2 separate regions of the Homo sapiens genome follow, and region 2 is linked to region 1. The links are chromatin loops, found by intact Hi-C in ENCODE. Cell type or tissue: endothelial cell of umbilical vein. All regions are shown on one strand. Each heading gives the region's core, and the rest is flanking DNA. Links, peaks and the distances in the headings are about the cores only. Region 1 holds the start of CTB-30L5.1 (a long non-coding RNA gene). Region 2 has its middle 18 kb from the start of CCDC71L.

Region 1 (16,515 bases), core at 3,682-11,681:
CTTCTCTGAGAGACAGATGACAAGTGCCTTCTGTCCTCTATTCTTTATTCGTTTTTGTACTTCACATGCTGCCTAGGGCCACACCCTTTTGGTGGTGAGTGGGGAGCTGGAAGGAGCCAGGTTCTTGAGGACTTTATAGGGTAAGAGCTGCCCTGCCAGTTCTAAGCTATATACCTCCAGATTTTATTTATTTGGGAGAGAAATTAACTTTTACCTCGTTTAAGCAACAGTTATTTTCTTTTCTATGTCAAGTACCTAAATCTAATCCTAATGAATATAATGGGTATAAAATTTTTGAATTTTTATGGGTGTTGTCAAGCTTGGTTTATTTAATTTAAAAATATCTAATTGACAGATAAAAAGTATATATATATTCAAGGTGTACAACATGTTGATGTGATACACATATATGTACACTGGATACTGATTACTACGATTACTACAGTCAAATTAATTAACACATCTATTACAACCCGTAGTTAACATGTGTGCGTGTGTGTGTGGTGGTGTGGTGTTTTAAGTTGAATTTTCCAGACTTTCTGGGTTTGAATCTCAGCTTCTCCATTTACTAGACATGTGATCTTGAACAAGTTTCTTAATCATTTTGTGCCTTAGTGTTCTCATAGTGATAGTGATAGAAACTACCTCATTTGGTTGTTATGAGGAGTAAATGAGTTAGAATATCTGAAACACATAGAACGTCTATCTGACATAGCTGATACTCAAAAAAAGTAAGCTATTTATATTATTATTACTAGTATCATTTTTAATTGTCCTCCAAAGAAGATGTACCAATTTGTCTATTCACTGTCTGGAAGTGTCTCTTTCTCTCCTTTCATCAATACTGTGCATTAGCAAAGATTTTTGTCCAGTAAATGAATAGTGATATTTCATTTTATTTTAAATTACCATCTAAAATTTTAAGGTTGAATATCTTTTTATATTTTTATGCCATTTATATTTATTTTCTGGTGAATTTTCTGTTTGTGTGCTCTGTTCATGATTTTTTTTTGAAATAACTCTCGAATGTATAATGAAAATTAGCCTTTTGCATGCTATGGGTGGGGCAAATATTTTCCCAAGTTTTTATTTGTCTTTGACATTATTTTTTCCATACATAAATTTTAACATAGTAAAAATGATCCTTCTTTTTCATTATAACATCTGAGCTTAATGAGAAAGGTCTTTCTCACTCTGGAGTATAAAAATAATTCCCCATGTTTTTTTCTGGAAGTTTATAGATTGGTTTATATCAAAATATTTTTCCATTTGGAATTTAATTTGGAGTAGACAGTGAAGAACGAGTTGAAGTAATTCTTCAGAAAGCTTGGTTGGAGGGTTGACAAAAATGAGCTATCTGACATATAAATCCTGCAGAAGTTATAGCTTACTGATCCGCACAATAGGTATATTTTAAACAAGTATGCCAGTACGCCCTGGCCATCGGGCATGCAGAAGTTTGCTGAGTTTGCCTCTTCAGCTTTCTCTTCTTTGTGGGAAACACATGGGTTGTTTGTGATCATATCTTGTGTTTCTAGAGTAAGGTCTTGCCAGGTCTAGCATAATTACTTAACCAGTTTGCAAAACTGCCTTTCACACATCATATCACCTGGTTCTCACGTCCAGGTAGTACACAATTTCTTCTCCTGCCAGCAGGGCCACCTTGCTATTCGTTCACAGGATAAATAATAATGCCACAGTATGTCATACCTGTGCTAACAATGACCCATCTGTGGACATGACAGTCAGGGACTACCTATGCTTCACAGCCAAGGAGGGATGGAGCCCAGCAAGCTGCACCAGGACCTGCCACTGGCCTTCATCTTTGTCTTTTTTCCAGGTAGTTTATGAGAACACAAGCTCTAGAGTAAAACCATTTGGCTTTGTACTTCCACTCTGCCGCTTTTGAACTATTGGTCCAAGCGCCAAGTTCACTTCGCCTTTTTGTGCTTTAGTTTCTCATCTGTAAAGTGGGGATTATAACATTGTGTGGGAATTAAATAAATAAATATATGTAAAGTGCTTAAAAATTGCTTGGCAACAAGTACTTAGTAAATATTAAAAGGGCTTTTCCCCAATCCAGAATATAAAATAATTCCTTTATTTTTTTCCTAGGACTTTACAGATTCATTTATATTAAAAAGTGCATAATATTTATAATAAATGTAACTATAATAAATGTATAATATTATAATAATAAAACATTGGTAAGAAAAAAGTGTTATAACTTTATGAATAGAATCACTATCATTTGAAGAATGCATTTGCTTCTAAATGTCACCTTTGTCATAACTGAATTTGCATATGTGTTTGAGTCTAGTTCTGGATTCTCTATCAATTCATTCATCTAGCTTAATCACAAATGCTTTATAATATGTTTTATTATCTAATAGGGCTTGCCTAATTCATTATGCTTCCTTTGTAGATTTTTTTTCTGGCTAAGCTTGAATTTTGATATTTATACAAAAGTCTTAGAACCAGCTGCTCTTATATTTAAAAAATCAATTAATATTTTATTGGGGTTGCAACAAATTTACATATTCATTTAGAAAGAATTGACAGTCTTACCATATTAGCTTTTCCTATTTCAATTAAAAATGCTCTTCATTTGTATTCAAGCTGATTTTGTTTTAAAATGTCTCTCGGAAAGTTTTTTGAAAGTCTTTTTTTTGTGTAGTTACTGCACATTTCTTAAGTTTACTCCCTCTCTCCTTCCTTCCCATCCTTTCTTTTTCTTCCTTCCCTTCTTCCCTTTTTCCTCCTCCTCTTCTTCCTCTTCCTTTTCCTCTTCTTCTTTTATGGTAAATAGCACCAATTCTTTTATTATGTTTTCTGATTACTTCTTGTTTGTATAGGGAAGAACTATCAATTGTGACTTTGTGAGTTTGTGTTCCACAACTGGATCAGAAAAATGAATGAAAATCATCTAACCTCACCTCCCTCGTTGCAATTACGTATAATCATATGTTGGAAGGAGATAAACTGAGTCAAGAAAATAGCTGTTTTAGAAGAGAGGCCCCAGAAGGGAGAGGCTAGAGAACAAGTAGGGAGGGAATAATTGTGACTGAGAAAAGGGCTGACTGTGAATGAAGTGATTGGAGCAACCCTCCACAAGCGCGTTGATGAGTAACAGTGCAGATCAAAAATGGTTGCATGTGCCCAAAAGTGTACATAGGCAATTCTATGGTGTTTGATGCTTCCTATTACTTTAAATGATTGAATTAAAACTAGATAAATGAAGCATTCTACTCAACAAGATAGATATATAAATCAGACATTATTTATAAAACTAATAGCATTAAGAGATAAATACTGGCTTGTTGGGGAAAAAATCCAAAACAAAATTAATAAAATCAAAACTAGGGTTTTTTTTTAAAGAAACAGAGAGAAAATTCAAATAAACAAAAGAAGTAAAAGGTGATTACAGTATAAAGCTTCTTATTATTTAAAAATATATGCCAATAAAATAGAAAATAAATGAGTTTTGAGAAAATGTACATAACAAATTTATTATGGAAAAGTAGAAAACTAATTTACAAAAAACCATGGAAGAAATCTGCTTAATCAAGGAATTTCCTCCAATAAAGATTCTGGGGTCAGCTATTCAAGTCATTTTCTTAATACCAGTATAACCCTGATGCCAAAGAGGCCATGTATAAGACCCGAGTGCCAGATGGCCTGGTTTGGTTCTATTTAACAAACACTTGATTTTGTTCTTACTCAGTGCCAGGCAAGGTTCTGAGATTTCACAAGTATTAATTTACACATTACTCCTAAAACCCTATGAGGGAGGGATAACTATTATCCTCATTTTACAGATGAGCAAACTGAAGAAGTGAGAGGCTAAAGAACTTGTTATTCAGTGTCACCCAGGTGACACATGATGGCATGGACAGGTGGCATGAAATAGTGCCCTAAAGCATGTCCTCCAGCACCAAACTACCTGAGTTCAAATCCTGGCTCTCCTATGTTCTAGTAGTATGACCAAGGGCAAGATATTTAATCCTTTTCTGCTTCAGTTTCCATAGATGAAAGACTGAGAAATAAATAAAATAATTATTTAAAGAACTTAGAACAGTATCTGGAACATAGCAAACATTTAATCCTTAAACATAATGCTAGTATTATTGTTATTATTACAGAGACTACATAAAAAGATATCATTACAAATTATAAATGCAAACTGAACTGAATAATGCAGTAAAGGAATTACCATGGCCATGGCCAAATTGAGTTTAACTGAGGAATACAAGGATGTTTTATTCATCACTTTAATATATCCAGTAAGAAAAAAATATATAAATATATAATGCAATCATCTCAACAGACCATTGTAACACTATTTCTAAAGCAAACAAATAACAAATCTTAGGCAACCAAGAACACCAAATTTTTCCTAAACATGATAAAGAATATCAATATTAAATAAGCCAACATCATATCCATGCTAAATTACCTGGAACTGAGGGGCGGGTCTCAATCTCTGAACATAAGCATCACCTTGGGAGTTTTTAAAAATTACTGTTGCTTGAGACCTACTCCAGACCAATTAAATCAGAATTTCAGGGGGTTGGGACTCTGGCAACAAAGTAGGAATAACTAGCCTAAAAGAAAGCTAATTAAAATCAAGAACTAAGTAGGATGGGTACCATGACAACTTTTATGTAACATTATTTTGGAAGTTCTTGGGCATACACCAAAACATGAAAAATTCTGACAAGGAGGAGAAAAAAAAAATCATCATTTGTATCCAGTGTGATCATGTACTTGGGAAATGCCAGTAAAATAGACTGAAAAACTTGGAAAAAATTTTAAGATAATTTACTCATCTATAAAGGTAGCTTTCCAATGTATCAACAATACAAGTTAGAAGATGTAATGATAAAGATTTCATTTAGATTAACAAAAAGAAAATAGAACTAACCAAAAATATGTGGAACTTAGATTAAAGTTATAGTAAAACTTAGTTTTAAGAATATATCCTGGGTCTGTGGTTTTCAAACTGTGCTTTTGGGAGTCCAGGGCAAAGGTGACTTGATGTGCAATGACAAATGGATCTAAGAGGACCACAGAACCCCTACCCCTGCTTTAATGGAAGCAGCTCTGTTTGTTTTTTTTTTCAGTGTTGACCTTCTGCATGCAATTGTACTTGAAGGAAAGTTTGGGCTATGAACAACAGCTTAATGTTTAAAAACCTTTAGCCTAAATAAAGTGTTTATTAAGAATATCTGGTTCCCTTTGGTATCCATTCAGTCACTTGTTCTATATTTACTGAAGATCTACAACATACAAAATTTACATTTGTTGAGTACCAGCTAGGAGCCATGACAGTGTTAGCTTCTTTATGTATTTTATCTCGTCTAATCTTTGCTGGTACCATGGGTGGAAGGTATTATTTCCATTTTGCAGCTAAGGAATAATGTTCAAAGTAAGGAACTTGCCCAAGTCTCACAAATAATGGTAACTACAGCTATAATTTGAAAGTATTTCAGCCTGGCTTTAGAGCTGTTTTTCTTTTCCCAACAGACCACACCATTTCTTAGCAAGTAGGAAATAGTGACGGCATTTCAGATCGTGGTAATAATTGCACTGGTGTTCATGACCCATTGAAACATTGATGAGGATGTTGATGTTGATGGCTGTGGAAAAGAAAATGAAGGAGATGTTGATATGAGTGAAGGTGATGCATATGGGATGTGTGTCATTCTGGTGGCAGAGGTGGAGCTGTTCTCTCTGATGGCTCATCTGTCTGTCATGGCAGGAGCCAGAATTGGCTTGGACTCCCTGGGCCAAACACCTTCTGTCCAGAAAAGTAGGTCTGACTGTGGGTCTGGAGAGTAAAGGACCTATTTGAGGGAGAGGTGTTAAAGAAGAGGAGATGTGGAGTGAGGAGACTCAGGTTGAAATTGAGTCACCTGCAAAGATTGCTTGGGCAGAGCAGGTAGCATGCCTAAAAATACTTTCTCCACCTGTGGCAGTTCTCAAAATTACCGAGTTCCTACACTGATTGCACTTGTGCCAGTAGACACACACCCTGCCATGTGCTTAAGTGGAAAGAATGAAAGCAGGTGGTATTCTGACCACTGATTGTATTAGTCTGAAACTTTGGAATTAGGTCAGACATGCTTTGCTTAGTGGACACAAATGTTCTTATTCAAATAGTATCTTTTGTTGTAATTACTGACATAGAGTTTGTGCCAAGGTCTGATCATTTAAAAAAATTATCCATTGAAGTTATAGGTTCACAGAACTGAGCCAATAAACCTTAGTCTGTAGTAACTGAACCAATGCAGAGGACCCCAGAGTATCCTCAGATCTTGCTTAAAGCAGCAAGTCCTCTTATCTTCACTACAATATGACACAAGCAAATTTATGGAACACCAACATGTTCTGATTAAACAACAATATGAAATAGAAAACATGATGTCATAGACTCCATGAAATAAAAGTTCTCATTTTTAATGAGATCTGTGACCATTTCAGACCTACATGAAGTTGAAATAAATATTATGGAAAACTGTAAGTAAGAACTAACCAATCATGGTGTGAGGAATCAGAGGTGACTAGATGATTTACTTGTATCTCAAGCAACATAATCCTAATTTAATAACTATTCACATACTCCAAGCAACAGAATAAATGCTTATTCTATGTGACATAGTGGTTTTTTCTATGCAAGTGAAAACGCAGCACACACACACAAATTTTGGACTGAAAATAGATTATTAGCATTATAATTTATGTAAATTATGCTCTATTCATGTGAAGAAAATTGGTATCTCTTAGTCTTATGCTAATTATTGCATAGATTATAAATAATTATGTAAGATAATTTCATTCTCTAGCTAAAACTCTATGTGTTTAAAGGTTTACTATTTTATATAAAACCTAAAAAGAATGACTCATATAAGTTCCAAAGCTTTGAAAATAAAAACCCTGCTTGGTGTTCTAAAACTTTTATTTCTTAGGGTTCGATAAGCCTAAGATATCATTAAAATCCAGAGCAGTAGTTTCCAACATTATTGGAATGTATTAAACGTGCTTGTCCTCGTGGTACTCCTCAGGAGGAAGAATGGGTATAAATATCTCAAATGTGAGTGTGCATCATGATCACCTGGGGAGCATGGTAAAACACAGATTGCTGGGCTCCACCCTCAGAGTTCCTGATTCAGTGGGTCTGAGCTAGGGGTCAGTAAATTCGCATTTCCCAGGTGATGCTGATGCACTTGGTTCCAGCGCCCTGCTTTGAGAAGCAAGACTCAAGAGAATGGGTATGGACTTGGATCTGGAGGTCTGGAAGAGAAACTGGATTCAACAGGCTTGAGGGGCCGTCTTCCTTGGACGGTGAGTGGGCACAGCCCATGTGGAGGGTCTCTGGTGCTTCGTCTTTGCTTTTTCCGGGTTTTTGTAGGGACCTTGCCAACCCGGGACTTCTTTCATGCTCCTTTATCCAATAGTTGTTTGCTTGCTCCAACCTGGGCAAGGGAAGGTCTGTGTTTATGAATTCCATAGGAACCTTTTGAATTCCAACCTGGACCCAGGCCAAGACAGGCAAGTTTCTATGCAGTCTTCCTGTGCCAGTGGATGGAATTTTTTCTAGTTGCCTCTTTCCACTCAAGTTGTACTTCTTCAAGGGTTCTAGCTTTAGATGCAAGTGTTTTGTTTTCTGTTAATTTCTGCTTTTTTTTGTCTTTTTTTTTTTTTGAGATGGAGTTTTGCCCTTGTCGCCCAGGCAGGAATGTAATGGTGTGATCTTGGCTCATTGCAACCTCTGCCTCCCAGGTTCAAGAGATTCTCCTGCTTCAGCCTCCCGAGTAGCTGGGATTACAGGCGCCCACCCAGCTAATTTTTTTGTATTTTTAGTAGAGACAGAGTTTCACCATGTTGGCCAGGCTGGTCTGGAACTCCTGACCTCAGTTGATCTGCCTGCCTTGGCCTCCCAAAGTGCTGGGATTACAGGCATGAGCCACCGTGCCCGGCCAATTTCTGTTCTTTATAACTTCCTTCACTCAACCTTCATTGGATTTCATTTGCTTTTCTTTATCCAATTTTTCAACATGAATGATCAGTGCTTTTTTTCAGCCTTGCTGCTTTTCCAATACATTTATGTTGGCATTTAAGTTTCAGCTTTCTAATTGGAGCTGGCTCAAGGCTTAGTCTTGTTTTTCTGAGTGGCTTTTAAAACCCAGCCTCCTTGGTTGGGATCAGTCAACTCGGTAGGCCAGACAAAGCTATTAGGGCTTATCTGACTTCCTTTGCCTTCAGCTTCTTCCTGTTGTTTTCACTCCTAGGAAATTCCTTCTCTTTCTCACCAGCTCAGATTTGCTTTTACAAGTCTGCTTGTTGTTCTTGATAAATCAGTTCTAGATGTTTTGCAGTAAGAGGCTTTTTGGGATATCCATTCTGTCATATTTCTAGAAATGGAAGTCTAGAGATGACAACACTGAGAGATTGTGAGAATAAAATAATGCCTGTAAAGCCCTTAGCTCAGTACTTGACACATAGGAAATTCTTGGTAAATTCTAGCTGCCCGTTATTACCATTATTATGTTTGCATACCTAGATCTCAATGGATTACCAGCAGCAGAGGTTAAAAAATTGAGTCCTAGGCCAGGGGCAGTGGCCCCTGCCTGTAATCCCAGCACTTTGGGAGGTCGAGATGGGTGAATCACTTGAGGTCAGGAGTTCAAGACCAGCCTGGCTAACATGGTAAAAATCTATCTCTACTGAAAATACAAAAAATTAGCTGGGCATGGTGGCACACACCTGTAGTCCCAGCTAATCAGGAGGCTGAGGTGGGAGAATTGCTTCAACCTGGGAGGTGGAGGTTGCATCGAGCCAAGATCATGCCACCACACTCCAGCCCAGGTGATGGAGCGAGTTAGGAGGCAAATCCTGCCAGGAGGACTAGTTAGTGATGGGAAGGGAAGGGATCATGATAAATTCAAATTTTAATGAAGATTGTGATAACTGGTTGAGGATATATTATGTTTTCCGAATAGACATAGAAAATAGACTCGATAAAATTCTTATGCAGACGGAATAATCCTGGAATCAAATTTGGAGCTACCATATACAGCTGCTGAGGCTCAGTGAGCACAACTCTAGAGGCACCATTCAATAGACCAAGATGTCACAGTGACTGTGACCAGACTGAGGACATGCTCCTCCAAAATGTGCTTGGGTATGCATTTTGGCAAAGTTAAAAAGGAAGCAAAGATGTGGAAATGAGCTAGACTTTTTTGTAAGGGAGTAATTAAGAGTGTTCTTGCTGCCTCACAGGTACACACCCTATGTTTAAAATAATGGCTGAAAAGGAATGCTTAGTGTAGTTTTCTGTTTGTTTCCCACTGACATTGCTTTATCTCAAAGCCCTAGGAGTCCCCTCATGAATCAGGTGGGTACAATCAAGTTGTATTCAGGCCATCAAAACCACGTGAGGCGGAAGAGCTAACTACGGGTTCCTGGCGCCATGTGGCTCCTCTCCTAGCTCTCCCCTTTGTCTCTTCTCTTGTTGCCTCTCTGCTGACCACTTTCTCTTGTCTCCAGCAGTGAACACCAGCCCCTTCCTGTACCATGTCATATGGCAGGCAGTTCTTGGAGCAGCTGTTCTCTTCAATTCTGGCTGGCCATAAGTCCTTTAGAGCTAGGCAGGCCCCCACCTTTTAGAACTAGGTATCAGGCAAATCATCAAGACGGGGGAACTAGGAAACAGGTTGAGCCTGTTCACCATCATGTGGAAGCCAGTTATCAAGATGAAGGCACAAGGCTCAAGTAGCAAGAACAAAGAAGCCGAGTCACTCTATCTGTTGTTGCATAGACTTCTTAGGTTTACCCTACCCAGGTGCGGGACTGTCCCATGCCTGAGCATGGTGACGGCGAGGAGGGGAGGGGTCTGGCTGCAGGAATAGGAGGGATGCAGACCTAGGAACTGGCAGCCATTCCCAGGGCTCTCTGGCTGGAGCATCATGATTCTCTCTTCTGCCCTGGACTGAGTTAAGCAAGGAGCAGAGGCCTCGATCTCTCCCCTTGAGCACCTCCTCTAACCAGAGTCAGAGGAAGCCCAGGAAGCTGGGAGGGAAAGCCCTATACAAACTGTCACCGTGGTTCTGCCGCACAGAGCTATGGGTCATCTGGGAGAGACTGAGTCTTCCTCTCCTGAGAACTTCAATGTGAAGCCTTTCAGTAAGGAAACAGCTTTTCTTTGAAGTCAGAGGACAGCTATCACCCAGTCATTTGTGAAGCAGATGAGAGCCACATGCTCCAAACCCTCTGGGCCTTTGCTATAGGAAAGGAGGAAAAGCGAAAGACTGATTAGCATACTTGAAGATGCCAGACCTGGCCCGCACTGCCACAGTTAGTCCATTATCTTTCTCCTTCTCAGTGCTACACAGAGTCAGCCAGTGAGACAGTTAGGTGACCAGGCTTGGAGCTCCATGTGACCTTGGAAACACAGGCCAAGCCAGGAGATAGCCCACAGAGGAATACACACGGCCATCCTGTGAAGACCTCACCCCCAGGATGGCGTTACTACAGTCTCACAGATAAAATACCCTCATTACTCACCTGTCCTGGTGCTGCTGCTTGCCTACCCGTTTGCCTTTTTCAGTAGACACTGGGAGTCTAGAAGTTTGAGAAAGAGGATGGGGCAGGTGCTGGGGTCCCTGGTAATTCTGTTCCAGTCTCTTGAGGTCCTACTAATAGCACATGAACTATGCAGGAAGAAAAGAGAAGGAAATGCATAGGCAGGCCCCATCCAGGGTCCTGGTCAATAAATACTGTGAATAAAGGTTTTTAAAAGGAGAAAGGAATTCTACAGTGTATTCAGGATCTAAAGATTATGTTCATCAACAAAGCAATCAGATTGCAAATTAGTTGTACTGTTAAGTTATACACAGGGTAATTAAAATTAATTTTTGTAGAGCATTTTAGCGAGCCACATACTGTATTTGATGCTCACAATAACTGCCATTTAGAAAGTGTTTACTGTGAACTCGGCCATTTATGCAAATGATCTCATTTAATTCTCACCATCTCTCTATGAAGAAGGCATTGTTATTATCCCCAACTTTATAGATGTAAGAACTGAGGCTTGTAAATGGCAAATAACTTGTCCAAGGTGACACACAGCAAGTAGTCAGAGGTGGAACTCTAATCCAGTTCTGAGTTTGCCATCCAAGCTTTTGACCACGATGCTAAACCACTGCACAGCAGACCTGGCAGGTGGAGACTAATAGCTGGATTTTCTTTCATGGGAATGGAGATCGTGGTTTATAGTAGGTTGAACTATATGAAGTGGCCGACGTTCTACCATTTTTGACTTACAAAAATGGCGATGTCACATGCTACAACTTAATAGATGTTAAGTGAATATCATCCCAGGCAATAAGTGTCCTCTTAAGACCCTAAACTCCTATTCTTTCTGCTCCTCCACTCATTCTAGGAGTAAATGTCTGGGAGTAAACAGCCCACTTAGTAGGGGTGGGTTGTTGTGACAGACACATGGTCCCATTTATAAAGAAGACCTCGAGAAGAGTCTTTTTGATTTTTAGATAAGGCTCTCTGAGATTGTAGAGAATATTCCTGGACAGATCAGGAAAGACTTCCAATCCAGACTCTAGACTGAGGGAGTAGCTCCCACAAAGTCACTGAGGTAAGGAAGAGCTGCGCCTTCAAGGGGCTTTAGGTCACTGGGCTTGGCTAGAGCATAGGACTTTGATTATAGCATGTGGGAACATTGTGGGGTACATCACAAAGTGCTTGGAATTATTAGAGGCTGGATTTTATTTCCTACAGGGCAGCATTTAGATATTGTAGGCGCTGTGGTGACACACTCAGATCTGTGCTGAGAAGACCCTCCCTGCATGTGTGTTCAGGATGGGTTAGAATGGGATACCTACAGCAGGGACACCAGTTATGAGAAATCCAGGCAAGGCAGGAAGAGTGCCTAACCAAAGAGGTAGAGGGGACAGAAGACAGAAATGATTTGGGACTATGTAGGAGGCAGAATTGAGAGACCCTGGTAACTGATTGGAAGCAAGGGATAATCTATAATTGATGGGCGTGTTTAGAAACTACAGATAGATCCTCAGCCTCGCCACATCTTATAAACACTGTCACTCAAACTCCCAGAAGAGCGAAGGATGAATCCTCTACAAGAACGAGCTCCAGGCCAGTAAGAGTTATGTCCTCTTTTTAAGAAAGATGGGAACACGGTAGGAATCTTCCAACCTGGACATTGATTACCAGAAGAAATCTTTCCACTCACGACATGGCCAACATTCTGCGGTATACACTGAGCTCACATAATGGCCAGCCTCCATTTTTATTGCGGATTGCCATGCTTTATAGGTTATCAAATATTTTGATCACCATCCCTGTGTTTGCACCAAGAGGACAAACTAATCGTATTGATGTGAGAAGTACTATGCAAGGATATGTACATTCTTAATCCTTAGTTACTCAGTGGAAAACATACGTTTGAATGTCCCTAAATCCTTGGGAGGAAAGGATGGTTAGGCACCGGAATCTAAGGGCAAGGTTTGCTGGATGATATAAAATGCCCAGGGAAAAGAGGAAAGTTCAAGAATAGCTCAGCAGGGTCTTGGTTCTTATTTGATTTCTGAAAGAGAAGACAGGTCTAGCTCTGCTGGAAACAGCCTAGACACTGTGCATGCCAGTTGCTGTGAGGCCCCTGTGTAAGGAGTCACCCTGGACCTGTGCAAACTGTTTCCAACCTTAAGTTAGTGTCTGCAGTATTCCAGCCTCCCCACAGGAAGTGGCAGGAGACTTTATGGATGGGTTTATCTCACTGCCCAACAATTTAGTGAAACACAACAGAAAAAGCTATTTTGTATATACCTAAAGGAAAGTTCTGGGGAACGTTTCTTGGGGTAGTCGAAATCAAAACCCAACCTCCTGAAAGAAACTTAGTCTGCTTATAAAATTAAACACACACAAAATTCGCCACATAGCCCTTCCCTATTTGAAAGTGAGTTAGAAGGAGGCTATGTTATCATTCGGCATGCCCTTTAGCCAGCTAGCAGAGCACATTCCTGAAAGGTAGACCAAAAAAGAATTCAAGCCCATTTAAAACCTATTCTTGGAAACCTGTATTTCTCTCCCTCATATGGCTTATATAGCCTAATACAAATTTTTAGAGAGCTTGAATATAGGAAGATGAATTTTTAACCAACTCTCTCAAGCAGCCTAGTAAAAAGGTTTCCAAGGCTGGGAAGACAGATGCATTAATCAATAGCTTTCAAAGTTGCAAGACTCCCAGCGATAATCAGAAAAGACATCTGTCAGCAATGGTAAACCGCTTGATGGGAGCGGGAAACAACGTCAACTACCAAATTAAATCATTTCAAAGATTTCTGTGTTGGAAATGCCTCATGGTCCATGTCCCCCATGATTTAGATGCCTATGAAATGACAGAATCTAAGTGCTTCTGAATTTTTCACATTTCACCCTGTCTCTGTCTTTGTCTTGCTCGGCTCTTCTGTTTCTTGGTATCTGTGTTTCTGGAGGTGTGGATGTGTTTATCACACACACAGGCAAGAATTCCTCAGGTAAGCCAATTGTGGACTTGGTTAAAGACTGGCCTTCATGGGAAGCCTTTGAATATAGTAAAACCTGGAACTGGGGAGGAGTGAAGCCAAAGGGTGGCTCCAGGTCCCAGGACAGCTCGACCTTGCCCTTCATGTGCCCTGTAAGTATATTTAGGGCTGTGTGGTCTATAGAAGTGCAGTCCCTCAACAAAGATAAGATGAGGTTAGAATGTGTCAGAATGTGATCTTGATCTGTCATCCCCCAGTGGGCCCTGTGTTCCCCAATTCAGAACCTTAGAATAGAATGACTAATGCCCTAGAAAAGAAGATTTATTTTCTTGGATGCAAATGTACGGCACCCTCATAGTCCCAAAGGGTCCCCTTTCTCTTCATTCTTTCCTGTTTTAGGAGGAACTTTCCTGCCCCTGAGATACATAATCTGTAGTCATTTGGAATGTATTTTTTTTCCCTTGGACTGATGGAATAAAGGATCATTGAGTAAAAATGAAAATTATATTTCAAGGACATTGTGGGCTAGAATAGGTTGTATTTATTGACCTAGGAAGATAGCCAGTCGAAATGTTTGTGAGAAATTGCTTTCCAGATTACAAACAGCCAATATATAAACATAATTGGGAACCGAACTCACTGGAAAGTTAAGATGTTACTACTGTCACATAGTAGAAACTTATCACATGATATTAAGCATTCTATGACAGAGATTGCTAGTTGTCTTCCAAATGCCATAGTAATTGAATTTAAGCTGAGCAAATGGCCTCAGAGATTCCGTTTCTGAGCCTTCCTTGCAGCTGGCTGTGTTAGCTAATTGGTTGAGGTGATAGCAGTAGCATTGCTTGCCTTTTCTTCCCCCTCCTTTCTTCCATCCTACTGTGTGGGATGCACATGCTGCTATCTTGGCTCATGGGATCAAGGCCACCTATGGCAATGCAACCAGATAGAAGGACCCTGGGCTTCTGGCATCAGGAGTCAACGGGTCTTAACATTCTTCCTAAACGTTGATGTAAGAGAAATCAACTACAACCCTGTTTGAGCTACTGTCATTTAGGTGATGGAGTGGAAATGGGGGGTGGGGAGGCTGTCTGTCACTCACAGCTGAACCTCATTCTAACTAACAAACATTGGGTCTGCCATTTTGGTATTAAGTCATGATATGGTTTGGCTCTGTGTCCCCACCCAAACCCCATGTTGAATTGTAAATCCCCAGTGATGGGGGAGGCACCTGGTGGGAGGTGATTGAATCATGGAGATGGATTTCCCCCTTGCTGTTCTCGTGATAGTGAGTTCTCATGAGATCTGATGGTTTAAAAGTGTGTGGCCCTTCCCTTTTCGCTCACTCACTCTCTTGCTCTGCTGTGATACAACATGCTTGCTTCCCCTTCCACCATGATTGTAAGTTTCCTGAGGCCTCCCAGCCATGCTTCCTGTTAAGCCTGTAGAACTGTGAGTCAATTAAACCTCTTTTCTTCATTATGCAGTCTCAGGTAGTTCTTCATAGCAGTGTGAGAACAGACTAATACAACTCACCACCTAGATTAAGTTCCTTTTGTTAGCCTTGCATATTTATGTGTGTGTATACTCTTTTTATATAAAGCAGTTTGGTGAAGTCTTTTATTAGCATGCATGTATAACACCCATATTTCTGTTATCAGTTGGTAGGAAGCCTGGAAAGAGTCAATTCTGCAAGTAGACTCATTCTTTTTTAGCGATTTTCAAAATCTGTGTCAAGAAAGGGATGAAGACTTGATTCATTTTCCCCTTTGGATATTCTCCAATATGAAAGTAATTGAGGGACTGGTTTGACTGAGGGTAGAATGTAACTGTCAAAGTTATTGACCAGAGTAGAAAAACAGCTTTTCAACATTCTGTGAGTATCAGCTATTTTGGGGGCTCTCTGGTCTAGGATGACGTCACATGTGTGGTGGTTGGCTGGCTGTCAGCTGAGTCAATGGGTGGCTAGACCATGTGTCTTTGATTATCCAGCAGGCTAGCCTGGGTTTGTATATATAATGGGGGCAAGGTTCTGAGTGAGAAATATGCAAGGTCTCTAGAGGCCTTAGCTCAGAACTAGCATGCTGTCGCTTGCATCACATTCTATGTCAAAGCAATTCACAAGGCTAGTCCAGATTCAGAAGGTGGGGAAATAGACTCCACTTCCTGATGGTAGGAGCCACAGAGTTACATTGTAATGGGTGTGGATACAGGGAGGGGTGGAGAAATGCAGCCATTTTTGTAACCAGTCTAACACTCTATGATTCTTGCATTAAAAACTCTTTGATCATGCGGATCAAACAAGACAGGATACTCCCAAGAAAGCACATCAATTCTTTTGTGGATTAATGAAGATACTAGAATAGTTGTGATTTCTTAGTTGAAAATCAGGGGATTACAGCTTCATTTCTCAGGTTCTCTATCAAATCACTATAATGTAACTCAGTTTCTAATTTAATCTCATTTTACCTTAAACCATACCAGCCAGATAATGACAATCACAGGATATGTGTGACAGTAGAAGTAGTCATTAAGTAGCCTTTACCGCTGAACCCTACTACTCATTCATTGATAAAATTCTAGGCTCTTTGCTAGGGGGTAGGGATGCAAAATGAGTAAGACTCAACTCCTCCTGGAGCCATTGTCTAGTTAGAGATGAAACCAACTTAGAAGAATACACTGCAGTAGGTAAAAATAACAGGTGCACATGGGGCAAGGATGACATAGGAGGGTTGTCTCTGGTGGCAGAATCAGGGATGACATTCCCAGTACCCGCCACTATGCTCACTTTCCTAACAGTCCCCATGGCCCCCCAGGGGCTCTCTCACACTAGGCCACATTGTGCTCCTAGTTGCTACTGAGACTGTAAACTCTGAATATCTGAGATGGGTCTCAGTTAATTTAGAAAGTTTATTTTGCCAAGGTTGAGGACACGGGCCCATGACACAGCCTCAGG
Region 2 (16,515 bases), core at 4,784-12,783, 51 kb before region 1:
AACACCGCTAATAGAACTTGCCCTGTAATGTTTATCTGATGGCTGGTTTGGCTAAAAGCATGTATTTTTCCTTATAATTCCATAGAACAGGTAGATTTATATCAGTCACACTTTGCTCTCTTTCTTGTTCTCAGTTCATTTATCCACCTATGGTTTTATTGAGAAACTCAACAAAATTTTATTAAAGGCTTCTGTTATGGAATGGATTCTATAGCCCCCAAATTTACATGTTATAGCCCTAACCACCAATGTGATGGCATTTGGAGACAGGGCCTTTGGGAAGTACTTAGGTTTGGATGAGGTCATGAGGGTAGGCCCCTCATCATAGGATAAGTGCCCTTAAAGAAGAGCCACGAGAGTTTGCCTGCTGTCTCACTCTCTGCTGTGTAAGAACACAGTGAGAAGGCGGCCATCTGCAAACCAGGAAGACAGCCCTCACCAGAGCCTGACCATGCCAGTGCTCTGATCTCAGACTTCCAGAACTGTGGGAAATAAACGTCTGTTGTTTAGGCCACCCAATGTATGGTATTTTGTTATAACTTCCTGAGAAGACTAAGACAGCCTGTATGTGCAGGATCTGTTCTACGGATAAAATCCCTGCCCCATGGCACTTGCAGGCTGGTAGGTGATTCTTTCTTATGTTCTGTATCCACAGCCACTACACCAGGTGGGTCTGCTGCTTTTTCATTGTCACTGGCAGGTGAATGCCTGCTTCTTTAATTATGTATAGGGTAGAATCTAATGCTCTGGGGATACAGATGGCTACAGTGAAAGAACTTCTGGATATGTATATTATCTTGGTGAAACAAACTTTTTTTGTTGTTGAAAATCTAGTTTGCTCTCGAGTTGGATATTTAAAACAAAGCAAAATAAACCAGAAGGGACTCATCAAAATTGTATGTCCTAAGGGTTTGATAAACATTCAATGGCTTTTTGCTGAAGTATTTGGTCAAGAGACAAATTAGTTCGGGGTAACTATGCAAACCTGGGGAACAAATGCAGATTGTGCTACAGAGCCTCTGAGTGTGGAGCTTGACAGTCGGCTGAGGGCTCCATAGTGTGCTCTCAAGAGCATGGCAGGAGGAGCTGCTGCCAGGGAGTACCTGCTGCATCCACTGCACCTGAAGTATCTCCATCACTCACTGACTCCCTGATGCTGGAGGGCCCTTTATTCCAATTAAGGTGTAGCCTTTCTAGACCATGAGAGGTGTGGCTCAGTACAATCTCCAGAAACAACCCAGCCCACCTCATTCCTTTCACTGCTGTGGTCCAGAGAGCCAACGGGTTTGCCCAGTGTTGCTCAGCTAGTGAGTGGGATAGCTGGAAAGAGAATCCACATCATCTGGTTCTCTGTCCTGTGTTTCTTCTGCTGATTCATTTGGCTGGGAAGGTTAGCTTTTCTCAGACTTTCGTTTTTAGAGTGCTTTGCTGTGGGAGTCAAACATGAGATAGGCTTCTCAGGTAATTGGAACTGGGGACAGCAGGGGAACAAGAGGCCTGGAGACCTGGAAGGAGAGAAGACACAAGGAGAGAGAAATGCTAGGAGTAGAGAGTGGACCGATGGATACACTGCCTCCTTCAATTTTGCTTTGGGATGGTTGTCCCCCCTCCCTCCCTCCCTCCCTCCCTCCCTGCCTGCCTTCCTTCCTTCTTCTTTCCTTCCTTCCTTCCTTCCTTCCTTCCTTCCTTCCTTCCTTCCTTCCTTCCTTCCTTCCTTCTTCTTCTTCCTCTTCCTCCTTCTCCTCCTCTTCTCCTTCTCTTCCTCTTCTCCTTCTTCTCCTCCTCTTTTTTTCTTCTTCTTCTTCTCCTCTGATGGAATTTTGCTCTCGTTGCCCAGGCTCGAATGCAATGGTGTGATCTTGGCTCACTCCAACCTCTGCCTTCTGAGTTCAAGTGATTCTCCTGCCTTAGCCTCCCAAGTAGCTGGGATTACAGGCATGCACCATCACACCAGGCTAATTTTGTATTTTTAGTAGAGAAGGGGTTTCACCATGTTGGTCAGACTGGTCTCAAATTCCTGACCTCAAGTGATCCACCTGCCTCAGCCTCCCAAAGTGCTGGGATTACAGGTGTGAGCCACCACACCTGGCCTGGGATGGCCTTCTTAAGAATGTCTGAGCTGAATGGTCCTCAGTCCATGGCATTCCAGCCCTGAGAGGAAAGACTTAGCTTTGTCTAAAACCCAACAGTTGACTGGGGGAGATTTATGGCCTTGGCATTGGTTGGGTAGGTTCCTTGGTGGTGTGTACACCAACAGTCTGTGGGAAACTCTGTGTGTGTGTGTGTGTGTGTGTGTATGTGTGATAGAGAGAGAGAAAAAAAGATCACAGTGGAGGGATCTCTTATTTATTCTGATTGTCTATTCAAAATGTGGCATTTTCCTTTAAAAAAAAGTCCTAAAAATAACAGATAATAAAATTAGGTGTAGAAATTGATGTGCTAGAAGTGTACATTGTTAAAAAATCCTAAATACATTTCTTTGATTTTAGAAGTTGGCTTTGGTCTCTCTGGAAGATGTAGTGGAATATTAAGGATGGTTTGGAATAGAACTTTCACTGGTGTAATTCAAATTCACTTAACAGACTGAGCAATCTGGCGGGAGAAACCTGACATGGACAGTCAAATGTGTTACCCAAGCCAAGGTAGAACAGAGAGAGAGGTGGAGTGGGCCAAGCCTGAAGATCCCAAGGCTTAGAACCTGAGTTCACAGTCTTATGACTGCCAACATGCTGTGAGGATTTGGGCAAATCAGGGTTCCTTGTGTTCTGAAGTTTCATGATGTGGTTAAAGTTCTGCATGAAACTGTACTATCAATATTCATGCCTGTATAAATAATTGAGAAAAGAGGGCTTCAGATGGAGCTATTCAGACAAACATTATTTATCTTTAAAGTCAGCAATGAAAGATGATGATCAGAATTCCAGGATCACATGACCCAGGTTCGGAAATTTTATTTACTCACCGTGAAGACATTTTGAAACTGAATTCAACTTTGTCAAGAGTTATTGTTCTATTTTGGTTACTTTATAGTTAAAATGTTAGGTAAGCAATGTGTTTATCTTAGTTGCAGCAGAGCTAACGTGTGAGTAGGGACATTGTTAGAAACTCAATAAGGTTGGTTTTTTTCTATTATAAGGAAGAGTCATCTATTAGCATAAATTGTGTCTTGAATATGGCATCAGCACATGAAAAAATATTGTGAGCTTAGGATTTTATTGTGAAATACAGAATTTGTAACACTGAAAGATTCCTATGAAAATTCTAACAATCTTACTTGTTGTGGGCACTAATGGTTAAAAGGGTTAAAAGAAGGGAGACATCTTAGTTGAAATAAATGGTTGTTCTTGAAAATACATGTGTAAATAGGATTTTGATGAATTATTTTGCTATTTGTTCTTCATTATGCAAAGCAATATATTATAAATGGAAAAAGTAATCTCTCTTCTAAATGGAAAATGTTATTAAAAAACTGATTGTAGAGGACCTCTGGAAATTTCACAGAAGACTGTCTTTTCTGTAGATTTATTCGTTTTCTTACAAACCCAGAGTAATTTGAATAAACCTCTATTTGTGTTATTGCTTCATGTTCTTTAAAAAAGATATATTTAAGATTTTTATTAAAGACCCGCTCTTCCAATGATAGGTGTGTAAGCTTGTCTGGGAAGAAAATTGGCAGTAAATTTTCAAAACCTTACACTAGCACTCATACCCTTGGCTCATGTCTGGAATTTGTTCCAGTGCAGTAGTGAAAGACTGAATTGCTATACAAAGATGCTCATGTGAGAATATACGTTTAAAAAATTGGAACTAAACAATGTTCAACAACAGGACAATAATTAAATGAGTTACCATATACTCACACAGTAAAATTTGATGTAGTCATTAAAGTCATGTTTTCATGGTGTATTTAGTGCTCTGATGTTAAGTGAGAAAGAGAGACAGTATATAAAATAATATAGAAGATATCTCAGTTTTATTTTTTAAACTCAAGTTTATTGAGGTACAATTTACATATGGTAAGATTCTTGCTTTTCAGGTATACACTTCGATTAGTTTTGACAAATGTATACAGTGGTGTAACCACAACCATGATCAAGATATAGACTCTTTCCACCACCCCAGAAAGTTTCCTCATGTACCTCTGTAGTCAATATCTTCCCTTTACTCCCAGTCTCTGGTTGTCTTAGTTCGTTTGGGCTGCTGTAACAAAATTCCCTAGACTAAGTAACTCATAAGTAATAGAAATTTATTTCTCACAGTTCTGGAGGTTGGGAAGTCCAAGATCAAGGCACTGGCAGATTTGGTGTCTGGGGAGGGCTCCTTTCCTCATGACAGTGCCGTCTCTCTGTGTCCTTACGTGGTAAAAGGGACTAACCAGTTCTCTGGGGTTTCTTATATAAGGGCACAAATTCCATTCATGAGGATGGAACCCTCATGAGTTAATCATCTCCCAAAAGCCTCACCTAATATCACATTGGAGATTAGGTTTCAACATATGCATTTGGGAGAGTCACAAACATTTAGACCATAGCACTAGAAAACTATAGTTTTTCATTTTCCAGAATATCAGATAAATAAAATAATATGCTATATATGCCTTTTACATGTCACTTTTTCACTTTTGAAGTTTTTTTTGTTGTGTGTATCAATACCTCATTCCTTTTCTTGCTGAAAAGCATTACATTGTATGGATATATCACAATCTATTCATTTACCAGCTCCAGCCATTTGGATTGTTTCCAGTTTCTGATGATTATGAATATTTGTGTATAGGCCATATGTTTCAATTCTCTTCAGTGAACATCTTAAGACAGGAATTATTTGGTTGCATGGTAAGTGTATGCTTAAGAAACAGCCAAACTCTTTTTGAAAGGGTCTGTACCACTTTGCAATCCTACCAGCAACACGTGAGCCTTCCAGTTGCTTTGTGTTCTCTCAGCTCACAGTACTGTTCAAGTTGAGCCATGCTTATAGTTATGTAATGGTATCTCCTCTCCCTAATGACTAACATCAGTCATCTTGTCATATGCTTATAAGCTATCCATATATCTTTTCTAGTGAAACTTCTATTCAAATTTTTAAAAATTGGGGTTATTTTCTTAATACTGATTTTTGAGGGTTCTTTATATATGTTGCATACAGTTCTTTTGTCAGATATGTGATCAGCAAATATTTCTTCCCAGGTTATAATATGTCTTTTCATTTTTATAATAGTGTCTTTCAAAGAGCAAATTCTTTTAATTTATCAATTTATTCATTTTTTAATTTAATGGTTGATGCTTTTTTGATATAAAGTTTTTAGTTTAGTTTTAGATTTATAGAAAACTTGCAAAAATAGCACAGAAGATTCTCATATACTCCACACCCACCTTTTCCTATTATTAACATTAGTATGATACATTTGTCACAGTCAATGAATATGGCTTACGTTTCTTGTGATCTAAGAAATCTTTGCCTACCCCAATGTCATCATACTTTTCTATGTTTTTTTAAATAAAAATTTTATATCTGTTGCTTTTAGGTTTAGGTTTATGACACATTTTAAGTTAATTTTTGTTTATGATCTGATACAATGTTGAAGTTCGTTTTTTTTCTTTTCTTTCTTTATTCTTGTTCTTTTTTTTTTTTTTTTTTTGAGACTGAATCTTGCTCTGTCACCCAGGCTGGAGTGCAGGGGCACAATCTCAGCTTACTGCAACTTACTGCCTCCCAGGCTCAAGTGATTCTCATGTCTCAGCCTCCCGAGTAGCTGGGATTACAGGCATGCACCACCATGCCTGGCTAATTTTTTGTAGTTTTAGTGGAGACGGGCTTTTGCCATGTTGTTCAGGCTGGTCTTGAACTCCTGGCCTCAAGTGATCCACCCAGCTCAGCCTCCCAAAGTGCTGGGATTATGGGCATGAGCCACCGCGCCTGGCCTTTTTCTGTCTTTTTGTGCAGATATTCAATTAGTTCCAGCACCACTTGCTGAGTAGATCTTTTTATTTTTAAAAATATTGTGTATGTGTAGAAAAAAATACTGAAGAACCACCTGAATGGTGGTTTCACCTTCTATATTTTCCATATGTTTCTACAATTAGCACAAGTGAGCAGAATATTTGAATGAGCAGATACAATATGGTAAAGAATGACAGTGAAAATAAATGCAGTAGTAGCCAGCTTCTGAAAGAGGAATCAACAGGTCATGTTGCTGAGAGGCTGATGGGTAACTCAGTCACCGATTTGCCAGTTTCTGAACTAATCACAGTGTCTGGGAGGCCTGGCTTTGTTGTGGTTCCTCTTTTTCTCTGTAGTGTGATCCAGTAGTTGAGAATCCTGTATTTTTCCACATTCACCCTTGCAACAAACCCCCATTACTTAAGACAGCTTGAATGGGTCTCTGTTTCTTGAAACCTGAAGTAAAATTACCAACAAGCCTACACATAGACAAAGCAGGCAGCTCTTCATGTTGTGTGGATGAATGACTGGAGAAAAAGAAGTGCTGGCTCCAAAAATTTTCTTCCAGGGTTTGGCCTCGATGGATTAAATTAGACACAATATGTCTTTCTATCATCATATTATATTTCTGATAGCTGTAGGTAAGTTGCTAAGATCAGGGAATAACATACTGATGCATTAATCCAATTATTTATTTTTCAAGTTTCGTTTTCACATCATTTCAGCTCAGAAATCAGAGTTCTGAAAACAAGTAAATTCCAAACTGGAGTGGAGAGAGAGCACTACAATTAGAAAATTTCTGAATGTAAGTCAAGACCTGTACCTGTGAAACTGGTCATCAGAAATGGTGCAAGGATCTTTGTCTTAGTCTGTCTTCTGCTGCTATAGCAGAATACCACAGACTGGGTAATATATAAAGAAAAATTTATTTGGCTCACAGTTCTGAAGGCTGGGAATTCCAAGATCAAGGGGCTGCATCTGGTGAGGGCCTTCTTGCTGTGTCGCACATGGCAGAAGGCATCACGTGGTGAGAAAGAGTGTGCGCACAAGAGGGAGTGAGGGGCAGAGACAGGAGGGAGGAAATGTGGGCCAAACTTCATCCTTTAATCAGTTGCCCACATCCAACGTAACTAGCCCACTCCCATGATAATGGCATTAATCCATTTATGAGGACAGAGCCCTCATGACCTAATCGCCTTGTAAAGGTCCCGCTTCTTAATACTGTCACGATGGCCATTACATTTTAACATGTCTTTTGGAGAAGACGTTAAACCAGAGCAGTCACCACAGCTTGATTTTGGATGCATGAGACAGTATGTTGTGAGTAAGGTCATGGGCTGTGGAGTCAGAATGACTGGGTGTAGAGCTTACCTGCATGACTTTACAAGCTGTGTGAGCTTGGCAGACTACAAAGCTTCCTTAAGCTTTAATTCCTTCTTCTGCAAACAGAGGTGGTTGTGAGGCTTCTATCAGGTAATGTGCCTGGCATAGAGTAAGTGCTCAATAACTGTTAGCTCTTCTGCTTGACCCCTAATTTTCTCAGCACTAGTGCTGGGGCCTGCAGGCCTTGTGTGTGTGTTTGAATTTCCAGGCTAATTATTCACTTTGCAATGAAGGCATCCTGTTTGATGGAGCCTCTGAGCCACCCCATCTGTTCAGCCATCTCTGTCTCCCCTTGTGGTTTCCCTCCTCCTTTTTAAGACCCTTAATTAGTTTTGGTGATAGAACTATCAGCACCACCTGAGCATCAGCTATTAGCAATAAATGTGGCTCCTCTGAGTAGCTATGGCATACTAATTATTTCCAAATAAAGGTAGTTTTCTGCTGCAGCTCTGATTATCTGCTAAATTATACCAGTGCCTATTTTACAATTTTTTTGTTTGTTTTAAAATCACTTGCCTCACGATTGTCTAGTTAATCCAGGAGCACCTGCAATAACATTGGGATAAAATACTTTTGTTTTATTTTTCTTTCAATTTTTAACTCCAGTGCATTTTTTTTAGTAGCCCATTGGGAAATTCTCTTTCTTCTATTTTCTGACTCATGTTTCTTAAATGGCCAATTAATTGTTTAATAGATGCTATCTCTGGGATGTTGTTGTTCTTTTCCAGGCATTAGTATTGTTGTGCCAAGTCTAGCACGTGAACTCTTTCATCCACTTTTTCTCCATGTTCACATGACAAAGGCAACAGGTCAAAAGAGCTACTGAGTTGAAACAGCTAAAAAATTCAATTCAACTAGGACTAGTTTAGCACCTGCCAGAAGCAGTAGGCTTAGGGGCTAGGTCAGGAAACACAGAAATGGACCACAAATGAATAAAATAGGGTGGGTATAGGAATAAACTCTATTTCTGGTCGGGTGCAGTGGCTCACACATGTAATCCCAGCACTTTGGGAGGAGGCCGAGGCGGGCGGATCACGAGGTCAAGAGATTGAGATCATCCTGGCCAACAGAGTGAAACCCCATCTCTACTAAAAATACAAAACAAATTAGCTGGGCATGGTGGCATGTACCTGTAGTCCCAGCTACTCAAGAGGCTGAGGCAGGAGAATTGCTTGAATCCAGGAGGCGGAGGTTGCAGTGAGCCAAGATCATGACACTGCACTCTAGCCTGGCGACACAGCGAGACTCTGTCTCAAAAAAAATAAAATAAAAAATAAAAATAAACTCTATTTCCAGCACCATGATAAAGCTGTATTTTTGTTAAGCTATGGTATAAGTGTGTAACATAATACAAACATATATTCTTTTGGATACTTATTTTAATTTTCGCGTTTGGTCTCAGTTTTGGGGAAACCATAAGGAGTGGTATACCTGCCCAATCTCGAGAGGGTAGAGCTATTTAGATATGACTGATTTTGTTTCTCTTTATAACATTTTGTGCAATAGAAATATTTCATAATAATTCATCAAGAAAACAGAGTTGAATATTGCAACTGAAGAGAAGTCTAGCTGGGAGTCAATTGCAGTCGTCCAGGAGAGGTGAAAATGACAGGAATGAGAGTGGGGGCAGGAGTGGTATAGAAGAGAGATTTGAGGGTTTTAAAACGCTTTTTTATAGTTTAATTAACATACCGTAAAATTAACTTTTTTTGGTGGGCAGTGCTGTGAGTTTTAATTTTGAGGAGGGTGAGGGGGGACAGGGTCTAGCTCTGCCACCCAGGCTTGAGTGCAGTAGCATGACTTCAGTTCACTGCAGCCTTGAAGTCCTGAGCTTAAGTGATCCTCCCACCTCAGCCTCCCGAGTAGCTGGGACTACAGGTGTGCACCACCACGCCCAGCTTTATTTTTTGTAAAGAGAGGTTCTTAACTATGTTGCTCAGGCTGGTCTCAACCTCCTGGGCTCAAGCAATCCTTCCACCTCATCTCAGTCTCAGTGTTGAGATGTGCAGTGCACAACTTGTGCAACCATAAGCAGAAAACCCCAAAAGATTCTGTCATTAGTATATAATAATTACATCTCAGTCTCAGTATTGAGGTGACAGGCATGAGCCACCATGTCTGGCTGAGCTTTAATACATGCGCAGAGCCATATAACCACCACCCCATCAAAATATAGAGCAGTTCAATGGACCCCCCAAATTCCCTCATGCTGTCCCATTGTAGTCAACTCCTCCTCCACCCTAACCCTGACAACCCCTGATCTCCATCTCCATAGCTTTGCACTTCCACAATATCATATAAATAGAACTTTATTTTATTTAATTTTTTAGACTGTTTTCTTTCATTCCGCGTAATGCCTTTGAGATACATTCATATTATTCATATATCAATAGTTCCTTTTTTTTCCTGAGCGAACTTTCATTGTATGGATATTCCAGAGTTTGTTTAACCATTCACTTGTTGAATGACATTTGTGTTATTTCCAGTTTTGGTCAATTATGAATAGAACTGCTATAAGCATCTCTGTATGGGTTTTTGTGTGAATATGTTTTCACCTCTCTAGAGTAAATACCCTGGAGTGAGGTCATATGATAAACATATGTTTGACTTTATTAGAAACTGCCAAACTGTTTTCCAAGGTAGGTGTACCATCCCACCAGCAGTGCATCCCACCAGCAGTGCATGACAGTTGCAGTTGCCCAACATCCTTGCCAGTATTTGGTATTGTCTTCCAAAATATATATATATATATTAGCCATTCTTTTACATATGTAAAGGCACCTTATTTCCCTAAATGTTAATACTGCAGAGCTTCTTTTCATGTACTTGTATATATAATATTCTGGATAAAAGATCTTTGCTGGATATGTGATTTGCAAATATTTTCTCCCAGTCTGTAGCTTGTCTTTTTGTTCTCATACAGGTGTCCTTCATAAAAGTTTTAATTTGACAAAATCCAATTTATCAATCTTTCTCTTTTAAATAAATACAATTCATAATGCTTATAACTTCAGACATAAAATTTGTGCTCTTTGTCATGTGCATTTTTGTTATATATTAATGACAGAATCTTTTGGGGTTTTCTGCTTATGGTTGCACAAGTTGTGCACTGCACATCTCTAGCAGGCATGATTTATGTGGAATACTATGTAAATGGCAACCCCTAGAGCTGTCAAATGTACAGTTTGTGCAGCATATATTATCTCCCTGGTATCTTCTTTACTGGAAGGATTGCTGTCATTGTTGTGATTCGGTTTTACTCCCTGTGCTATTCATTTGTTATTAGGTGGAGTCTATATTGAAGCTATATTTAAGAAGCTCCTATATATGAACCGTTTAAAGCATAACCTGTTGCCAGTGACTCTTCAGCTTGCTAATGGCTTATCTTTGAGGTTCCAGAAACATCATGCTTTCAGGCTGGTTTCCTTAGCTGACTCTTTCCATCAATTCCCATTTGTGGAAATTGGAAACTCCCTGCACTCAGCCAGTTTTAGCTGTCTAGACAACCAGGTTTTGAAACTGACATCTAAACAAATGACTAACAGTGAAGATTTTTGGCATCACCCATTATTTATGCAACGCTGGATTTTACCCTGTAGAACCAAAAAAATCAACAGAGCATAAGGACAGACATGCTATTTGCAGGTAATCTTTTAGCTGTGTGTAATGTTACCTGAAAGGGGTCTGAATCCAGATCCCAAGAGAGGGTTCTTGGGTCTTGTACAAGAAAGAATTTGAAGCTAATCCATAAAGTGAAAGGAAGTTTACTAAGAAAGTGAAGAAATAAAAGAATGTCTTATTCACAGGCAGACCAGAGGCATGGGCTGCTCGGCTGCTTATAATTATTATTAGTTCTTGATTATATGCTAAATAAGGGGTGGATTATTCATGAGTTTTCTGGCAAAGGGGTGGGCAATTCCCAGAACTGAGGGTTCCTCCCCTTTTTAGACCATATAGGGTAACTTTCTGACATTGACATGGCATTTGTAAACTGTCAATGGCACTGGTGGGAGTGTCTTTTAGCATGCTAATGCATTATATAATTATCGTATAATGAGCAGTGAAGACCAGAGGTAACTTTTGTCACCATCTTGGTTTTGCTGGGATTTGGCCAGCTTCTTTACTTTATCAGCAAGGTCTTTGTGACCTGTATCTTGTGCCAACCTCCTATCTTATCCTGTGACTAAGAATGCCTTAACTACCTGGGAATGTAGCCCATTAGGTCTCAGCCTTATTTTACCCAGTCACTATTCAAGATGGAGTCACTCTAGTTTGAATGCCTCTGACAGTAATGAAGAAGTAAACTCCGAGACAGCACATGACTTCCCTCTGATGACGTAAGGTACCCTTCAGTGTCTGAGAGTTTTTTACTCTAAATATCTGACTAGCTGCGTTTTCTTCAACCTAGTTAAAGATAGAATCACAAGCTGTTGACTAGTCAACCGTTAGTGTCAGAGTTGAACTAGAAAAGCTTCAACAGATCAGAATTGTTCTTGGTGTCCTGATATGTTATCATCTCTGTCGATTAATATAGGCTCTAACTTGCTGTGCTATGGGAAGAAGAAACATGTATCCTATTTGTGAGTAGTTTTTATTCAAAATCAAGCTGATCATGTTTTTATGTAGGGAAGTCATAGAATCTGTATCTTGGGAATGAATATAACTTAAATGGGGAAGTTGTTAAGAAGGGTACCTTGGAAGGTGTGGACTTTGAAAGTTGAAAGTTTGGAAGGGGTGAGTGTGTTACACTACAAGTAGGTAAAAAGATTGTTCAAAGTTGGATCCCTGCTTAGAAAGCCCAAATAAATGGTTTGATGGGTGAGGGAAGAGAATGATATATTTGAGGGCTATTGATCCCATTCTAAGAAGTGACAATATAGAAAGAGGAAGAACCAACATGTGGTTTTTTTGTTTTGGTTTGTAAACCTCTAAAGAGATTACAAGGAAAGTGATCTTTCTGGATGTCTTTCACCTATCTGGCTTCTTTATATCAGGCGATAGGATAATTTCAGAAAGTGTTTCATTTCTCACCATTAACTATAACTTTTATTGGTGTGTCTTACATGCGCTTTATCAAGTTGAGGAAGATCCCCCTATTCTTAGTTTGCTGAGAGTTTTGTTTTTGTTCTCTTTTTAAATCATGCAAATGTATTGGATTTTGCCAAATGCTTTTCTGCATCTGTGGATATGACCATATGATTTTCCTTCTTTATCCTCTTGTGATAGATTACATTAACTTGTTCTGAAATGTTAAAGTAGCCTTGCTGTGATGTTAATACTGAGTGTCAACTTAATTGGATTGAAGGATGCAAAGTATTGATCCTAGGTGTGTCTGTGAGGATGTTGCCAAAGGAGATGAACATTTGAGTCAGTGGGCTGGGAAAGGCAAACCCACCCTTAATCTGGGTGGGTACCATCTAATCAGCTGCCAGCATGACTAGAATATAAAGCAGTCAGAAAAATTTGAAAAGACTAGACTGGCCCAGCCTCCCAGCCTATGTCTTTCTCCCATGCTGGATGCTTCCTGCTCTTGAACTTTGGACTCCAAGTTCTTCAGTTATGGGACTCAGGTTGACTTTCCTTGCTCCTCAGCTTGCAGATGGCCTATTGTAGGACCTTGTGATCATGTGAGTTAATACTTAATAAACTCCGCTTTATATATATCCCATTAGTTCTCTACCTCTAGAGAATCCTGACTAATACACTTGCATACCTGGAAAAAGTCTCACTTGATCATGTTGTATAATTCTTTTTATACATAGTTAGATTTAATTTACTAATATTTTATTGAGAAATTTTACATCTATGCTTAAGCGAGATATTGGTCTGTAGTTTCTCTTGCTTATAATGTCTTTATTTGCTTTTGTTATTAGGGTAATGTTGGCTTTACAAAATGAGTTGGAAGTGTTCCCTCTGCTTTTGTTTTCAGGAAGAGATTGTAGAGAACTAGTATCATTTTTACTTAAATGTTTGATAAATTCAACCAGTGAAACCATCTGGGCCTGGTGCTTTTTTTAAGATTATTAATTCTTGATTAAATTTATTTGATAAGATAGGACTATCCAACTTATCTGCTTCTCTTTGTGTGAATTTTAGTAGTTTATGTGTTTTAAAGATTTGGTCCATTTCATTTAAGTTAGCATAGAATTAGCCAACATTACCCTAATAACAAAACCAAATAAAGACATTATAAGCAAGAGAAACTACAGACCAATATCTCTCTTAAATTTGTGGGCATAGAACTGTTCATAGCATTCTTTTATTATTATCCTTTTAATGTTGATGGGATTAGTAGTGGTTATTTTTATTTCATTTGTGATACTAGCAATTTATGCCTTTTTTTCTTGGTTAGCCTGGCTAGAAGTTTATCAGTTTGATTGATGTTTTCAAAGAACCATCTTTTGGTTTTATGGATTTTCTCTATCAATTTTCTCCTTTTGATGTCATAGATGACTTCCAAGTTCTTAACATGTTGGAGCTCAAACCAATGTCCCTGTTACATTTTGTTTCTTTATTACTCACTTTTAAGATTTACATATGGTAAACTTCACTCTTTTGGTGTAAAGTTTTGTGAGTTTTGACAAATGCATAGAATCTTGTAGCCATCATCACTAACAAGACATAGGCCGTTCTGCTACCCCCACACCACAAAATTCCCTTGTGCTACTTCTTTGTAGTTAATTTCTCTCCCTACCTGCAACCCTGACAACTACTAGTCTGTCTTTGAACTTTGGTTCTTAAGTCATTTGTGGGATTGAGAAGCCTCTGGGACTGTTATGCAATGTATATTTTTAGGGCATGAATAGATCAAAAAAGTCTTTTCCTTTGTATGGATCCCAAATGATGTAACACATTATGGCTCTCATCTTTGTGCTTTTTGTTCCTTAAAAAAAGTAAACAATTAGAAAACAAACTAAGAATAAATTTGGCAAAAGTAAATAAAAGTAGATGAAATGGTTAAAAAAAAGTTAAGTTGTAAGGCAAACTGCATATCCCTTTCTTTGAAATATTCAAGCAGACAGAAGTGGACAGGTGCCCTGCATAAAGGAAGTAACTAGGATGATTGCTGTCTCAAGGGCATCTTAGGCTCACAGAGCTGGATGAACTTTGGAAATGACCTAATGATCTATGTAGTAGTCAGCAAACTATAGCCCACCAGCCACAACTGGTAGACCACCTGTTTTTATATGGCCATGGAATAAATATGGTTTTTATATTTATAAAAGATTGGGGAAAATATAAATCAGGGTATTTCATGACACATGAAAGTTATTATGAGATTCAAATTTCACTGTCCACAAATAAAATTTACTGGAACCCAGTCATGCTCATTTGTTTCCCTATTGTCTATGTCCTTTCACACTGTAATGGCAAAGTTGAGTAGCTGTGGCAGAGACTGTATATGGTGATCCTCACTTTGCACTACTGCTTGGAATGCTGTAAATTGCAGTGAAAGTTAAAATTCAACTGCATTTCTAGCATCATACAGTGACATTCCTCCCTCCCTCCTTCCCTTTTCTTTCTTTTTTTTCCTTCCTTCCTTCCTTTCTTTTCTTTTTCTTTTCTTTCTTTTCTTTTCTTTCTTTCTCTTTTCTTTCTTTCTTCCTTTCTTTCTTTCTCTCTCTCTCTCTCTCTCTCTCCCCCTCCCTCCCTCCCTCTCTCTCTCTTTCTTTCTTTCTTTCTTTCTTTCTTTCTTTCTTTCTTTCTTTCGTTTTTTGTTTGACAGAGTCTTGCTCTGTCACCCAGGCTGGAGTGCAGTGGCATGATCTCAGCTCACTGCAACCTTCACCTTCTGGGTTCAAGCAATTCTCTTGCCTCAGCCCCCCAAGTAGCTGGGCTTACAGGTTCATGCCACCACACCCAGCTAATTTTTGTACTTTTAGTAGAGATGGGGTTTCACCATGTTGGCCAGGCTGGTCTTGAAGAATTCCTGACCTCAGGTGATCCGCCCGACTCAGCTTCCCAAAGCGTTGCGATTACAGGCATGAGCCACCGCGACTGGCCTCTTTTCTTTCTTTGTTTTTGTTTCTACCCCCTGCCCCCTCCCCGCCTCCCTCTCTCCCTTCCTTCCTTCCTCTTTTCCCTCTCTTAAATTTATTTCTTATTATTAACAGTAAATACCCATCAAGTGATAACAAGAAAGAAAAAGTAGACTTTGAATATCAAGCTTTTAAGATACAGTGGAGTGTGTATTACTTTGCTATATAATAGAATTACTTGGCAAGACATTTTGCTTACTATGCAATGACAATATAGTTATGCTAAAAGAATACAATAGATGTCAACATAACCAGACTGAACAATCATTGTGACATTCTCATCTCACAGGAAAGCAATGATTAGAAAAATTTAAACTTGAATTTCTCATCAAAGCAGAATTTCTTCACAAAAACAAAAAATGAGAATGAGCTTGCAACCAAAGAAGTTTCTGAGTGGCTTGTTAGCCAAGCAAGGAAAGCGGTTTACCCATGGTGAGTTAACTAAATTGAGATCAATTACAACAGCCAAAGAAATGTGTCCAGAGAAAATAAACTTGTTTAAGACCTTTAGCCTTCCAGTAAGAACAATTGCTCAGAGAGTTGAGGACATTGGAAGCAACATCAATAGTCAATTTAAAAAAAAAAGACAAATAATTTAGGGTGGTTTTTCTTGGTTCCCGATGAGCCCACAATGTTACTGATACTGCTCAGTTGTTACTGATTCAAGGAATCAATGCCAATTTGGAAGTGACTGAAGAATTAGCTTCTATAAATAGTCTGCATGGAGCAACTAGAGGTGAGAATATTTTCAAAGAATTTGAGAAAACACCAATTTAGTACAACCTGTGGTAGAATCTGCTAAGAAATACCAAATCTGATGACAGTAAAAATATGTGTGAAATTGTAAGAGATTTTCAAAGAATTTGAGAAAATACTAATCCAGTACAATCTGAGACGGAATCTACTACGATATGTCACACTTAATGGTAGTAAAAATATGTATGAAGCTGCAAAATGCTTAGTTGGATAAATTTACAAAGGTTGGGAAAATGTAAGGCATTTAAAATCTACAGTTATTTATTGTGTTACTTATTAGTGGGTTCTTTGCTGAAAATGTTTTTATCTGGTATGTGTCATTGATCCAAGTTTCAGTGGTAGACTCATTCACTCTCATGGACATAACCATAATCAGTTCCATGAATTTTTGTTAGAAAGA

What was found. A loop is a pair of places that touch in the nucleus more often than their neighbours do. Peaks named below come from ENCODE experiments on the same cell type or tissue, not always from the same donor. Only the 100,000 strongest peaks of a DNase experiment are listed, where the experiment ranks them.
Region 2: it touches region 1 in a loop (3-fold over the local background); 5 of 110 quality-filtered maps call a loop at or near these places.

The regions. Positions count from the first base shown.
Region 1 is chr7:106,582,379-106,598,893 of GRCh38, reverse strand. It overlaps CTB-30L5.1 (a long non-coding RNA gene), which reads left to right and starts at 47. Exons shown (of 4, transcript NR_187788.1): 1 at 47-140; 2 at 7,212-7,344. In endothelial cell of umbilical vein, for the core only: no CTCF peak of the experiment used is centred there; DNase peaks (open chromatin) are centred at 7,533 and 8,253; H3K27ac peaks cover 2,834 bases.
Region 2 is chr7:106,634,907-106,651,421 of GRCh38, reverse strand. No RefSeq gene overlaps it. Among named protein-coding and RNA genes, the nearest start is that of CCDC71L, 18 kb to the left of the region's middle. In endothelial cell of umbilical vein, for the core only: no CTCF peak of the experiment used is centred there; DNase peaks (open chromatin) are centred at 8,061 and 10,791.